Linked DNA regions of Homo sapiens: region 2 is linked to region 1. The links are chromatin loops, found by intact Hi-C in ENCODE. Cell type or tissue: natural killer cell. All regions are shown on one strand.

Region 1 (2,500 bases):
TCAACTCAAGCTCTGACCATAGGTATCATGTTATAAGGAGGCTCTATATTGAAAGAGAACCTATAAAAGAGCTGTGTATCTTTGCAATATAACTTTGCATTTTTTAATTAACCAAGGATATAATATGTTTACTCAGGAACCCCCCCAATTTAAGTTTTCAATTCCAGCTTCAGTGGTGTGCATGCTACTCTGAATCTTGTGAATTCAGTGAAGACGTATCTGTCCACTGCTATGTATAAGCATTTTGCAAGATGCTTGGGGTATAAAAATGAGTAGATCTGGTAGGATGTTGTTCTGGAGAAACTAGTCTTCTAGCCTGAGAGACAAAAGTTTAGATAGATGCATTCATTGTGCCCTGGGAGGTACTGTGGTGGTATGGAATATGAGCATGGAAGGAAGAAGAGTGTCTGCGTTTCGCACAGTTTGGGAGATGGGAAGGGCTGTCTGAGCTGAATTTCAAAGAATGATATGAGTAAGTTTGGAAAAAAGAACAAAGGTGTAAAAAAGCACAGTCTATGAGGAAGAACATCAAGCATTTTATTAGTGCTAGAGCTACGTTGTCCATAGCCACTGGCCACATGTGGCTAGTGAACACTTGAAATATGGCTTGTTCCAACAGATATGTGCTTTAAGTATAAATATACACTGAGGTCAAGGCATGGTGGCTCATTGCCTGTAATTCCAGCACTTTGGGAGGCCGAGGCAGGCAGATCCACTTGAGTTCAGGAGTTTGAAACCAGCCTGGCCAATATGGAGAAGCCCTGTCTCTACTAAAAATACAAAAATTAGCCTTGTGTGGTGGCACACGCTTGTAATCCCAGCTACCGGGAGGCTGAGGCAGGAGAATCGCTTGAACCTGGGAGGTGGAGGTTGCAGGGAGCCAAGATCACACCACTCCACTCCAGCCTGGGAGACAAGAGTGAGACTCAGTCTCAAAAAAAAAAAAAGTATAGACATATATATACACACACATACACACATACTGGGTTTCAAAGACTTAGTTCAAAAAAAGGAATGTAAAATATCTCATAATTTTCCAAATTAAATACATGGTGAAATGAGTATTTTAGATATATAATATTAGGTAAAATGAAATATATTAATAAAATCAACTTTGCCTGTTTCTTTTCACTTTTTAAATGTAGCTAGAACATTTAAAAAATTTCCTATTCAAGTTACACTCTAGCATAGTCCAGCCCAATAGAAATATAATGTAAGTCCCCGCCTTGGCCTGGGCTGTGCTAGAACATAACTCATACAGGAAGATGTGGTAGGAGTTGACGGTTCAGAGAGTGGCAGAAATTAGGGCATGGAAAGTCTTGGGTGCTGTTCTCTAAGCAGATTCAGAATAAGGTGTTTAAACTGGTGAATTTTAAATATGAGAGTCATGAGGTCATGTTTGCATTTTACTTAGCTCTAGGCTGTGTGGGTGATGGTGCACCAGGCTCCACAGCAGAGGCTGGGGTACTGGTTGGAAGGCTGTTGTTGCTGCATCCAGGGAGAAAATATGAGGGGTTGCATAAGGGCAGTGGCTATAACTGTGGTGATCAGGATTTGGAGTTTGGAGCAAGTAGTCAAACGTGACTCTTGGATTCCTGTTTTGGGTGACAGGTGGGCAGTTGTGTCACAAAACTGAGATTTTGAATTTCAGAGAAGTAGACTATGTATTGGGAAGAATAAAGAGAGAGTTCCATTTTGGAAATGTTGATATAACTTGGATGTAGCATATTCAAAAGAAGTTACTGTAGATGAATGAAGTTTTGGAAGGATGTCAGAGCTAGAGAAATATGTCTGGAAGTGATCAGGTGGTGGCTAAAACAGTGAAATTCTATGAGAATATAGAGTGAGAAGTATAGGAAGCAGAAATAGTTGCTGGAAGAACATTGACTTTTAAGAAAGGACCAGAGGAAAATATATGAATATATATGACTGTGAGTGATCACATATATTTAAAAACCCATCATTGATTCCATCAAGGGTCACTAATTTTTATTATAATTAATGTTGAAAGTATAGTGTTTCTATTATTAGTAATGTGAGTGTTGGCATCATGCAAGAAATACATTTTTTTCATAATTACTTCATAATTTTAAATAATTATATAACATTTGTAACTAATAATTCCTAATGAAATTGATTTCTGCTTTTGTTAATATTAGCAGCAAAACTAATTCCTTATGAAATCTAAGAATTTCTGAGGCAAACAGAAGCTTTGTAGTGGTTACAGTAGCAGCACTTGCAATTTTGTTGAATGTTTAGAAGATTTTCAAATTAGTGTGAACTGATGTAATACTTGAGGTTTTAAGGAGCCATTTTGCACAAAATAGGTGATAATTTTGTGGTAAAATTTTACCTCTAAAATATTGATATAATACTTGATATGGTGTATAACATACAGAATTCTAGATAGAATGCAAAATTGTGGTTGGAAAATTTTCCCAAAAGCTCTGAAAGGATGGTGACCAGGCTCTAACCCTGAGTATATGAGCTGTGGTTTGTC
Region 2 (2,500 bases), 350 kb after region 1:
CGAACCATTTTGATGTTGTTTTTATTCCCTCATCTTGAATGTGGGCTGGCCCTGTGACTACCCCCAGCCACTGGAGCACAGAGGAAATGATGCTGCTCTGGTTCCAGGCTTAGACCTAAGAGGAGTGACAGCATCTGCCTCATTCTTCTGGAGCCCTGAGTTACTAAGTAAGAACTTCTACCCTAAGTCTGCCATGTTGTGAGGAAGCCCACAGGTGAAGAGGCTGGGCAGAGAAATACAGAAGGTTACTTAAATAGCCAAGACATTCCAGAGGAGGCTCCAGACACCATGGGAGAGACAGAAGTTATTCTTCCTCCATCCTGTCCACATTCCTAGCCCACAAAACGATGAGGTATAAGAATAATCAATTGTTGTCTTAAGGTACTAAGTTTTGTAGAAGTTTGTTATTCAGCAATAGATAAATGGAATAGTATGTAAAATGGGATAATAATTTATATCTTATTTGATTGCTAGAAGGAGGATGTAAAATGCCAAGTACAGTTTCTGGCACTGGATAGGTACTAAATCAATACTCTTTTTCTTTCTCTTTGAAAGGCTTATGCTATAAAGTCAAAATCTGTGAGGTTCAGCCTTGTGAAATGACATCAAATAAGCTGAAGTCCTATTTCATGTCTATTTTTTTAAACATATGGAAATGACAACTGACCATAGGCTATCTTCCCTATGCTAGATTGCCTATTCTCCCCTCAGTTACACTGGTCTCAAGGCATGTTCTCCTGGTCACTCTTTCCAGAATCTGATCTAATTGAAAATTCTCCGTTTGAGTGAGTTGCCCTAGAAGGGCCGCCTTAGGTGTGGTCAGTGCAGTGCTGGTCAGAAGTGTGTCTCCTCACTTTGTTGGGACACACCACCCCACTCACCATGCTGGCAGAACAGACCAATACTGTAGGCTTCTAGGATTCTGCTTCTATTATTCAGTGTGTTTACTATCACTTTCAGTTTCATGATATCACAGACTCGATCAATTATACTGTTACTCTTCTTATCCAAATCATTTATCAAAATGTCGGACAAGTCTGCAGTGAGGGTAGAGCCAATAGAGACCTCACTATCTGTTGACATTTGTTCATTAATAGGCCCTGTTGGGTATGTTTGTTCAACCAGTTATGTGTGAATCACCCAGCACTTCTGTCATCCAGCCCACATTTTTTCCCATCTGTTTATGGGAGTATTCAGTTTCACTCTTTAGCATATACGATCTGCTTTTGTTCCACTGCAATAGCTGGTGTTGTTTGCCTAACTGTGATAGGTGCCACTGCAGGCAGGAGCCACGTCCTGTTTTTCTTAGATGACCTCTATGTTGAACATGTAGGAAGTGCTCAGCGAGCTCTTGAATGAGCTCTTTCAACCATATCATTCCATCAGGATGCCTGCTTTCTTACATGTGTCTGTTCTGACCCTGCATCTTAGCATACATCTAAGGAAACTTACATCTAAAGAAGGAAATTCTACAATATGTGACAACACGAATGACTCTTGAGGACATAGCACATTTCTGTTTATAATTATCTTATACGTAGGATATGTGAAAAAATACTCAATTTGATTTAAATTCCTGTTTTAAGAGAATCAACTACATTTAACCTAGGATGAATCCTTAACAGTTGGATTATGGAAAATTATACAAATCAGGAAGAGCAGCTAAGAAAGGTTTGCCTTAGGCTCCTCCAGGAGAGAGCTGCACTATAAAGATGTAAGCTAAGATGCAGCTCCAAAAAGTGAAGCTGCTTACTAACAATGAGCTGGAGCTCACTGAAGATGAGTAGATGCTGGCTGTGTGGGAATACAAAGAACAATCACTTGCGAGGATGTGGAGGAACTGGAACCCTTCTGCACTGTCAGTGGGCATGTAAAATGGTGTAGCTGCTGTGGAAAATGGTATCGTCAAAAAAAATACATAGAATTACCTTATGATTTAGCAATCCCACTTCTGGGTATATACCTCCCAAAATTGAGATCAGGATCTCAAAAAGATATCTGCATCCCATGTTCATTGAAATACCAGTCACAATAGCCAAGACATGGAAACAACCTAAGTGTTCGTTGATAGATGAATGGATAAAGAGAATGTGGTATATATGTACAATGGAATATTATCCAGTTTTTTAAAAAAAGGAAATTCTAAAATATGTGACACCATGAATGGCTTTTGAGGACATGTTGTTAGTGAAAAAGCCAGTCACAAAAGGACAAATACGGCATGATTCCACTGACATGAGGTACCTAAAACAGTCAAACTAGCAGAAGCAGAGAATACAGTTCCTAGGAGCTGGGGGGAGAAGGAAATGGGGAATTGGAAATAAAGTTTTAGTTATGTAAGATGAATTAGTTATAGAGATATGTTGTTGCATAATGCTTATAGTCAATAATAATGTATTATTTGCACTTAAAAATTTCTTAAGTGGGTAGATCTCATGTTAAATGCTCTTACCACACATAAAAATACCAAGGGACACAAGGAAGCTTTTGGAGGTGATGG

The links. Hi-C counts contacts between places; a loop is a spot of excess contacts. Peaks named below come from ENCODE experiments on the same cell type or tissue, not always from the same donor. Only the 100,000 strongest peaks of a DNase experiment are listed, where the experiment ranks them.
Region 2: a loop joins it to region 1, with 6 times the contacts of the local background. A loop is called at or near these places in 1 of 110 quality-filtered maps.

Annotation. Positions count from the first base shown.
Region 1 is chr6:5,516,679-5,519,178 of GRCh38, forward strand. All of the region lies in intron 4 of FARS2 (phenylalanyl-tRNA synthetase 2, mitochondrial), which reads left to right. Among named protein-coding and RNA genes, the nearest start is that of FARS2-AS1, 60 kb to the left of the region's middle. In natural killer cell, no CTCF peak of the experiment used is centred here; a DNase peak (open chromatin) is centred at 1,273; H3K27ac peaks cover 1,666 bases.
Region 2 is chr6:5,865,731-5,868,230 of GRCh38, forward strand. The region is part of intron 1 of LOC124901251 (a long non-coding RNA gene); the gene reads left to right. Among named protein-coding and RNA genes, the nearest start is that of NRN1, 140 kb to the right of the region's middle. In natural killer cell, no CTCF peak of the experiment used is centred here; DNase peaks (open chromatin) are centred at 971 and 1,111; H3K4me3 peaks cover 584 bases; H3K27ac peaks cover 1,894 bases.